Regions from separate parts of the Homo sapiens genome. Here all the other regions are linked to region 2. Evidence: chromatin contacts called from ENCODE Hi-C or POLR2A ChIA-PET data. All regions are on one chromosome and are shown on one strand. The core of a region is the stretch at or near the end of the contact, and the rest is flanking DNA. Distances in the headings are between cores, read along the strand shown. Region 1 has its middle 170 kb from the start of JARID2-DT. Region 2 overlaps JARID2 (jumonji and AT-rich interaction domain containing 2). Region 3 overlaps JARID2 (jumonji and AT-rich interaction domain containing 2).

Evidence for each region. A loop is a pair of places that touch in the nucleus more often than their neighbours do. ChIA-PET counts read pairs that join two places held with the same protein, here RNA polymerase II (POLR2A). Pooled maps may share reads with other maps.
Region 1: a pooled map shows a loop between it and region 2 (2.6-fold over the local background). The contact joins two enhancer-like sites. A Hi-C loop is called at or near these places in 1 of 50 pooled maps. POLR2A ChIA-PET finds 5 or more read pairs at or near these places in 2 of 52 experiments (H1 and HEK293).
Region 3: a pooled map shows a loop between it and region 2 (2.0-fold over the local background). The contact joins two enhancer-like sites. A Hi-C loop is called at or near these places in 6 of 50 pooled maps. POLR2A ChIA-PET finds 5 or more read pairs at or near these places in 5 of 52 experiments (GM12878, OCI-LY7, PC-9 and 2 more).

Annotation. Positions count from the first base shown.
Region 1 is chr6:15,072,090-15,075,411 of GRCh38, forward strand. No RefSeq gene overlaps it. Among named protein-coding and RNA genes, the nearest start is that of JARID2-DT, 170 kb to the right of the region's middle. Within about 2 kb of position 1,307, at least 3 of the 41 ENCODE cell types and tissues checked have a DNase peak (open chromatin) inside an H3K27ac peak, as active enhancers do.
Region 2 is chr6:15,298,266-15,301,307 of GRCh38, forward strand. All of the region lies in intron 1 of JARID2 (jumonji and AT-rich interaction domain containing 2), which reads left to right. Among named protein-coding and RNA genes, the nearest start is that of JARID2-AS1, 51 kb to the left of the region's middle. Within about 2 kb of position 1,371, at least 10 of the 41 ENCODE cell types and tissues checked have a DNase peak (open chromatin) inside an H3K27ac peak, as active enhancers do.
Region 3 is chr6:15,452,380-15,455,529 of GRCh38, forward strand. The region is part of intron 4 of JARID2 (jumonji and AT-rich interaction domain containing 2); the gene reads left to right. Among named protein-coding and RNA genes, the nearest start is that of DTNBP1-AS1, 92 kb to the right of the region's middle. Within about 2 kb of position 1,397, at least 7 of the 41 ENCODE cell types and tissues checked have a DNase peak (open chromatin) inside an H3K27ac peak, as active enhancers do.

The sequences.
Region 1 (3,322 bases), core at 57-2,556, 230 kb before region 2:
AATAGACCAAGTAGTGCCGAACTGTCCCAAAGCACACGCACCACGGGAGGGTGACCCTGCTGCTCCAGAAGAAACATGCTCATCTCTCTCTGCGCTCCTTCTTCTGTTGAACAGGGCCCTGGGTGCACTCCACTCACTGACATTATGGCCACAGGGCCAGCCCTGTTCACTATGGGGATGTTGGAGGGCAGGTGGTCTTGTATCCCTATCCTGGGCCCTTTTCCTCGACTGATGGGACATTTTCCCACCTGTCTGCTCCCATCAACACACCGTCCTACTTGGTATTTCCTGGCCTCCCCCATTTTCCTCTCAGCTTTTCATGCCCTGCTTTCTGGAAAGAACCTAATGTGTTCAATCCCACAGAGCTGCAAATGGTAAATCAGAAGGAAAGTAGCGAGAACAAATTGTATACCTTGGCACTGAGTGTCTCTGGGGGAAAAATACAAGCAGACCCAGTCACCAACCACAGTACGAGATTGTGATGGGAATCACGCAAGTTTCCTGACACACACAGTGTCTTAATATCTACCAGTAAGACTCATTCCCAGATCTTGGTGGCACGCTGGTGACAGAAAGTCTCCCTAGAAAGGTCACATATAAGCTGTCTCATACGAACCCTAAGAAATAATCCTGGAGTCTAGGATTTTTGTGAGGGTTAACTGAGATAATGCATGGAAAAAAAAAAAAAAAAAAAAACAAAACAGAATGAAACCAGAATGTCCCAAAGCAAGCTACCCAAAGTCAAGTTCATATTTTCATCCCCCAGCCAACTGGGTAATTCTCCTGGTTTGGTTTGGCCTCCCAAAGTGCTAAGAGGATTATAGGCATGAGCCACCGTGCCCAGCCCCTGAGAACATTTTTAATAGCCAGAAGCCATATCTTTAGCACCATTTTGCTTTCAGAAGTAACCCAAATTGAAACATTAGTTACTTACACACAAGTTTCTATCTCTTTTCTTTTTTTTGAGATGGAGTCTCACTCTGTTGCCTAGGCTAGAGTGCAGTGGCATGATCTCAGCTCACTGCAGCCTCTGCCTCCTGGGTTCCAGCAATTCTCCTGCCTCAGCCTCCAGAGTAGCTGTGATAACAGGCACGCACCACCATGCCTGGCTAATTTCTATGTTTTTAGTGGAGGCGGGGTTTCACCATGTTGGCCCCGCTGGTCTCGAACTCTTGACCTCAGGTGATTTGCCCACCTCGGCCTCCCAAAGTGCTAGGATTACAGGCATGAGCCACCACACCCAGCCTCTGTATCTTTTTTCAATGTAAATACACGGGGAAGCAGAAACCCTTGGTTGGTCTGAGTCAACTGGGCAGCTCGCTGACAAAGAAAGCTTTATTTCCTGGGTTAATGGTACCAACCCCTCCCAGCAATGGGAAGATGCCAGTTGGGGAGGGCATTCCCCACAGGCAAAGCCTCAGGCGCTATTTTGAGCAGGCCTTCTAGAGGCTGAGTCTAGACTTGAGGTTGCTGAAGGTTTCTGCTTATTCTGAAAGATGATCTAACCTAAGATAAATGCCAGGTATCTGTGGTCCAAATTTCCCCACTGTGCTTTCTCTGCCTAGAACCAGCCAGGGGATGCTGATGGTTCAGTGACTGTAGAAAAGCCAGCTTTAAGACTCTTAATTACTAGTTTAAATAACATGGTACAACTGGCTTTGGTAACATGATATATTTTATTGGGTTTGTTCATACACATGACAAACAGAAGCTGAGGTTTATGTGCCTAAAAGATACCTATTTTAGGCCCTGTGATTTGGAATTATTGGGGGACGGGGGCAGGGGGACAGTAGTGGCTTTCTAATGTCCACCCTTCAAGGCCTGAGGGTGGCTGACAGGCACAGCAAAGATGTTTCCATGCCGGAGCCTGCCAGGTCATCCAGTGTGTTGGGATTTTCACTAATTCGTACCAAACCTGCCCGTGTCCCCATGCTAATTTATGGGACTAACCTGTGATGAGTTTGGGTGTCCCATAATAAAATGTCACGTGATGATATACGAGGGAAAATAACGACTTGTGATTTTTGATATTCAGAAACACTTATCCTTTCCCGAAACAGGAAGACGGCTGTGCTTTCCTACAGCTCTGGAGCCGCCGGGTTTCTAAGCTCTTTTGTGCCTTTGAACATTTTTGTCTGAGAACTTGGCAGCAGAAGGCCTGGCTTCAATGGGAGAACCTGGGAGCCCAAGTGCACAGACTTCCCGAAACAGGGAAACAAAGAGAGCTGAGGCCTACACGGCTTGGCTGGCTTTCTACATCAATGGAGGTGTTTGCGGGCTGATCGAAAGGGCAATGGAAAAACCTCAGACCCTGGAGTGCCAGCTTCCTAGGGCTGCTGTAACAAAGTACCAAAACTGGGTGCTTTAAAGCTATAGGAAATCATTCTATCACAGTTCTGAAAATAAGAAGTCGGAAATCAAGGTGTCGGCAGGGCTCCTCGCGTTCTGAAGGCTCTAAGCCGGCGGTCCCCAACCTTTTTGGCACCAGCGACCAGTTTTGTGGGAGATAATTTTTCCACAGATGGAGGGTGGGGGTCGTTTCAGGAGGATTGAAGCACATTACATTTATTGTGCACGTTATTTCTATTATTATTACGTTGTAATATAATATATAATGAAATAATTATATGACTCATCATAATGTAGAATCAGTGGGAGCCCTGAGCTTGTTTTCCTGCAACTAGATGGTCCCATCTGGTGGGGGTGAGAGACAGTGACAGGTCATCAGGCATTAGATTCTCATAAGGAACACGCAACCTAGATCCCTCACATGCACCGTTCACAATAGGGTTCACACTCATAGAGTACCCAGTGCTGCCACTGATCTGACAGGAGGTAGAGCTCAGGCGGTAACATGGGCCATGGGGAGCAGCTGTAAATACAGATGAAGCTTCGCTCCACCGCCCGCCGCTCACCTCCTGCTGTGTGGCCCAGTTCCTAATAGGCCATGGACCAGGGCTTGGGGACCCCTGCTCCATGCCTTTCCCTTGCCCCCTGGTGTTGCTGGCCATCCTTCACCGTGCCTGGCTTGTGACACGTGGCTCCCAGCTCTGTCTCTGTTGTCACACGGCCTTCTCCTTGTGTGTTTTCACATTGTCTTCCCTCTGTGCCCATCCCTTCCCATGTCTCTTCTTATAAGGACACCAGATGCTTTGGACTAGGGGACCCATCCACATTAGTATGACTTCATCTTACCTGATTACTACTGCAACAACCCTATTTCCAAATAAGGTCACATTCTGAGTTACTGGGGGTCAAGACTATGTCTTAGTCTGCTCAGGCTGCCATAACAAAATACCATAGGCCAGGTGGTTTAAACAAC
Region 2 (3,042 bases), core at 121-2,620:
AATTAGAAAGAGAAGAAAATATTTTCGCGAGAAATGACTGCTAGTTTTCATTAGCAGTTGTTAGTGCAATGACAGTTCTGATAAGGTTCCCAAGAGCACTCATTGCTACAGTGAGAACTCAGAATTCCATGGGTATCTTTTCGGGCTCGGTGGTTCACGCCTGTAATCCCAGCACTTTGGGAGGCAGAGGCGGATGGATTATCTGAGGTCAGGAGACCAGCCTGGCCAACATGGTGAAACCCCGCCTCTAGGAAAAATACAAAAATTAGCTGGGTGTGGTGGTGCATGCCTCTAGTCCCAGCTACCCGGGAGGCTGAGGCAGGAGAATTGCTTGAACCCAGGAGGCAGAGGTTGCAGTGAGCTGAGATCATGCCACTGCATTCCAGCCTGGGCAACAGAGTGAGACTCCATCTCAAAAAAAAAAAAAAAGAAAAAATTTCCTTGAGTTTCTTATGTTTTGTTAACTTTCTGTTATTTGTACGGTTGAAACCTCAGAGGATTAGGATAATTGCCTTTTCCAGTTTCCCTGAGCTGCTGAAAATAAACTTTCATATTTTTACTCTCCATACTCAGTATAGTTTACATCTTTAAAAGTGAACATTTATACATGTATTACTTACAAAAACACTCCCTTCTCTCAGTAAAGACCCAAATCAATCCACTAGCAAACTAGAACAAGAGAAGTTAGTGCTGGGTATCCTTAAATGTGTTCTGAGAATGATTTTATTTGCGGGGGTGGGGGGCGGGTGGAGCAGAGAGGATGCTTTGGTGGTGAAATAATTTTGGGGTGCTTGGGTTCTAAGAGGATCATGGTGTACACGAACACATCTGAAGGAAAGAAACCTGGCTATCTGTACCCGACATTTGTCAAACTTCACTGACCCGTGAGCCTTAATTTTGAATACAACCCCTTGGACATAGGGTTCTCTGGAGCCTCCTTTGAGAAGGACCAAAGTCTTGTAAAGAACGTTGAGTGTAGTTTTTGTCCCTGCTGCCACCACCTAATTTGTAAGGATGAGGGCATCAGTAGGTAGCTTGTAATCTTCATTGGGTTCTCAAATTTTAGGTGTGTGTACAACAGAGGTGTGTTTGGTAGAGGAAGGGATGACTGGGATCATGAGTTAAGGTCTTGCATACTGAGGTGGTGGGGCAGTTTCAGAGGGAACCAAAACATTTGTTGAGTCCCAGCTTTTCATCAGGACTCCTGTGCTTTGTGTCAGAAATAGATGCCATCCCTTTTTCTGTAGGAAGGAATTTATAGTTTGGAGAAGGTAGAGTTGGATTTGGAACCTCAGTTGGCCTGCGTTGAGAACTGCTGGTTTCCTGCTCAGTTAGGCCAGTTAGGGGGAAATAAGAAGACTGCCAAAACCTGTGGCTTGTGTCTCAGTTCCCTTTCTCCAGCCACTGCACCAGAGTTTGGGCGCCACACAGATGGTTCTCAGTGGCAGTTCGCAGAGCGGTCCTCATTTGGCCGGAAGCTACTCAGGCAGCCTCTGTTTCCTCACTTCAGCGGGGTGGGCTTGGGTGTGGGTGAAAGAGATAAGATATTTAGCAGTGAGTCATTTTTTTCTGGTAGTTTGACCTGGTTGCTTTGAGGATGATTGCTTCATCCTTTCTCGTACTTTACCCACTGTCCCTTAGGAAAATGGGGGTCCTGTCCGGCCAGTGTTGTTGGTATCTCAGGCCCTGTGGATGTGGGATTCTGCATATCTCTTGAACTGCCTGTTTCCTCCCAACCTCCAAAAGGTTATAATGTCCCCATTCTTCTATGAGTGACCAACATGGAATGCCATGTATGCTCAAAATATGATTTCTCATTGGCCCAGTGTTTGTAAGAAGAAACCTCTGATTTAGGGTGTGCTTCTTTATCTCCTGCATTTGGGGTTGGGATAGGCAGAAATCTGTTGGAAAAATTTTCCGCAGTGAAGGTTGGATGGGTGTTCTGTCCTGTTTTTAATTCTTTGACCACAGGACCTTTTCTCTTGTAAACACTTAAAAACCTCTAAGGCTAATGAGCAAAGCCTGGTGTGATGTATATTTTAAGGAAAGGTGTATAACAATACATGTGTACAAGGAGGGAAGCGGAGAAGGGCATGGGAGTAGAAGGGATCATTCCCCTGCAATTGGATAAGTGACATTTAAGCTGCATTCCATGTAAGCTTTTGGGCCTGGAAACCTTCCCCTCCCATCTTCCTGAGATACTGTGCTTGTTGTGAGCTCATTCAGAGTAATAAACTGTACCCGTAATTCATGAGCTTGCAAGGCCTTCTTTAACCGCTTGCAGCCAGGAGACTAATGACAACATTTAAAATTATAGATTGCTCATTTTGGAGTCTATCTGTTTCGAGTTATGAATGAAATTTCTTAGCCACTTACTGGACAGTAGAACCTGTTTGCAAAGACCCAGTGTCCTCATGTTGTGTGTGTGTGTGTGTGTGTGTGTGTGTGTGTGTGTGTGAGAGAGAGAGAGAGAGAGAGAGAGAGACAGAGAGGAGGGGTGGAGAAAGGGAGCAAGCAGTCCCCCCTTTATGTATGATTCTTAGAGGTGTTACAGGATGCAGTAACCATGAGGACTCTGGTGTTGCACAGAAGTTGAATTCTTACTTGGAAAGTTTAGGTCTGGGACGGAAGGGTGACAGAAAAAGGTTAAGGTTACCCACACTCTATCAGTGGTAGTTATCAATGAGTGACTGTTGGTAGACAGCAAGCAAATGATACTGGGGTAAGAAGGTTCTGGATATGAAAGAACTAGGTAAGATTGCAAATGTAGTCTCTCTATAAACCAGATACTCAAAAGCAAATGTTTAAAGCAGCGTATAAGTAACTGGGTTGTCCATAACTATTTCAGAAATGGCTACAATTACTCAAATCCCAGGTCTTTAAAAATTCCAAAGGAACAGCAAGGGCCACATAAAGAGGAAAATCTGCAAAATGGTAGGGTGGTACCTGAGTTAGCAAATGGGAACTTGAGCTCTTCTTTACTATAAAATTTTTTTCTTTTTTCACAGAGTGCCGAGAGTATTAGCAGACCTTTAATGCATT
Region 3 (3,150 bases), core at 147-2,646, 150 kb after region 2:
TTTTTAATATGACTCTTAACACCCTACTTCCTGGCTTCTCAATGCACAATTATGCAGTTTCTAACTTTGACTTCTAATTTGATTTCTCTGCACCATACCACCACCTTGACACACACACATTGCTGACTTGTTTTGTAAGGCAGTTTTTTTTTGATGCAGGACTTTGGGGCTGTGAAGGCCCCTTTCTTTGTGCTTCCTAAGGCCTGTCAATAAGCCATGGTGATGAGGGACTTACGGTTCTCTCAGCCCTATATTACGTTAAGGAAAACAGTACTGGTACTTTCAGAGTCTAATTGACAGTGCAAATACTGGTCCATGTTTCAACTCGGACCAGTTAACGGAGGCCAGGTGGATTTGGGATCTGCTGAATAGAGTTATTTGTGAAAGTGTTTGTTGCAGTTTCCTTATTACTAAGTTTTCTAATAGCTGTGAGGAAAGAACACAGAAGATTGAGAGAATAAGGAGTCATTTCTGGAGGAATGATAGAAAATTTAGGAAGTCCTGAATGCAGAGAGTTCCTTGGGTGAGGTTATTTGAGAGAAAATGAGCAGAAGGAGAGGGCCTTTGCTATTGGACATCTGTGGGAAAACCTTGAGGTTCATAGTCACTTTTATTTGATAAATATTTTGATAATTTATTATTACAGACAGATTTTAAGTTAACCTTAAAAAGTTTCCACCCATCATCCCTCACTCAATACATTAGTGTGTCTTTCCTTCAAATAAGTACATTTTCCTATAACTGTCAAAGTTAAGAAGTTCACAGTGATACGTGGCCCCCATGCAGTCCTCAAACCTCTGTTTCACATTTGTTCTGAAGGTGCTTTGTAATGTCCAAGTTTAGAGCAAAAGGACCCAGTTCAGAATTAGGCGATGCCATTAATTGTCTGTAGTCTGCTTAATCTGGAAGAGTTCCTCATTGTTTGTCTTTGACCTCAACACTTGAAAATTACAGGTCAATTATTTTTTAGAATGTCCCTTAATTTGGGTGCCTGGTGTTTCCTCATGATTACATTCTGGTTTGTGTTCTTGGCAGGAATGCCACAAGGGAAGTGATTCCTCCTCCTTGTTGTTGGGTCCTCTGTGGGGATACACAGTTCAGTCCTTCCCTTTCCACACTCGTGTTCATGCTGATCATTCGACTGTGGTGGGCCTGTTAGGAGTAAAGTTGCCCGTCTCAGCCTTTGCAGTGTATAAGTGTTAAGAGAGGATATTCTTTGAAACTAGTACATACTTCTCATCATCTTTATCATAATTGTATGCGTATGGGCTTCCTATTTTATTCAAAGGGTTATAATCTGTTACTCCTATTATGTATTCTGATGTTCAGATTGTCCCAGATCACCGCCTCATCCGTGGATCCTCATCAGGCTGGCTTTTTATTCCATTTGACATGTCCCTGTCATCCTTCCAGCCTTGCTTCTGGCACAACAAAATGTTCCAGGCTCATGGTGTACTTTCCCGCCCTCAGTCCTGGAATTGGCCATGTCTTCAAGGAGCACTGCTTTCTTATAGGGATAAGTGCTGTTGAGGAGCCAAGATCTGGGCACTAGGGATGCTGGGAACTATGGGAATGTCATTTCTCCCAGGTGCTCTTAGTAGACTGAGGTTGCATGTTTATAAGGGTCTATCCGAAGTTCTGTGTATATTAAAATCCGTGAGTTAGCAGCCATACCTCCAATTTCAATTTAACACTAAGGGAGGTTCATGTGCATTCATCCCTGAGGAACTTGGCTCCTGTAATCCTTAATATACTTACTTGCTCTGTCTTTTCAGTGTAATCCACCTCCCATCTCTGCTTCTCTGCTGCCCCCACGATGGGAAACTCAGCCCTGACACCCCATATGGTTGCTCCTCACCCCCTCTCCTTGCCCAATTGCCCTGCCTTACTAATTGGCTTTGGGACTGAATTGTTGGGGGGGAAATTTTGACATTATAGGATAGTTCTTGGTGATTCTTAACACATAAGAAAGGAGAGTTATTAATGTATTTGTTAGAAATTTTGTAGCCCTTGTCGGTTGTTGAGCCTTGAAAACAGGGAGATACGAGGTAGGTGGGGTTCCCACCAGTTTATCTCCATTAGCTTTTTTGTTTGTTTTTGGAGACAGGGTCTTGTCTCATATCAAAATAAGAAGTTGTCCACTTCTGGAGTGCAGTGGCACAGTCATGGCTCTAAGCAGCCTCGACCTCCTGGGCTCAAGCCATCCTTCTGCCTCAACCTCTCCAATAGCTAGACCTACAGGCGCAGGCAACCACACCCAGCAATTTTTTTTTTTTTTTTTGGTAGAGAAGGAGTCTTGCTGTGTTCCCCAGGCTGGTCTTGAAGTCCTGGGCTCATGCAATTCTCATGCCATCTTGGCCTCCCAAAGTGCTGGGATGACAGGCATGAGCCAACATGCCTTAGTTTTTACATAGATTTTGGCTGAAAGATTCTCCTGATCTTGCATGTTGAGTATGAAGATGGAAAGGAAGCTGTGAGAACTAAATATGACAGAATCTTGTGCTGGATTGGCTGTATATAGAGAGAAGAACATGGCCACTAGACTGTGAGGCTGGTAGAGTGTGGTGTGATGATCAGGAATGGAGAACGAGTGGGATGTGTACTCAGAAGGATGTATTTGCCCTAAAGGAATCTTTGAAGGATCAGCAGCAATGTGATTCAGGTATATCTAGCCGCGCTTGGTTGTGCCGTCTATAGTCCATCTCTGTGGAGGCTGACACGGTGGAATCCTTGACACCTGGAGTTTGAGGCTGCAGTGAGACATGATTGTGCCTCAGCACTGCTGCCTTGGCAATTAAGTGGCACTTTGTCTCAAAAAAAAAAAAAAAACAATGGTGATATGGGACTCTTAATTTGTGACTTTGGTCTTGCGTGGCTTAAAATTTTTTTTTTTAAATGACAAATAATAATTGTACATATTTATGGGTCACATGATGATTTTGTGATACATGTAAGTGATCAGATGAGGGTAATCAGCATATCTCATCTCAAACATTTATAATTTCTTAGTGTTGGGAACATTCAACATCCTCCTTCTGGGTGTTGCTAACTGTAGGCATCCTACAGTGGGATATAACACTAGAACTTATTCCTCCTATCTAACCATAATTTGGTATCCTTTTCTAAATATGCATGGCTTTTAAACGTAAT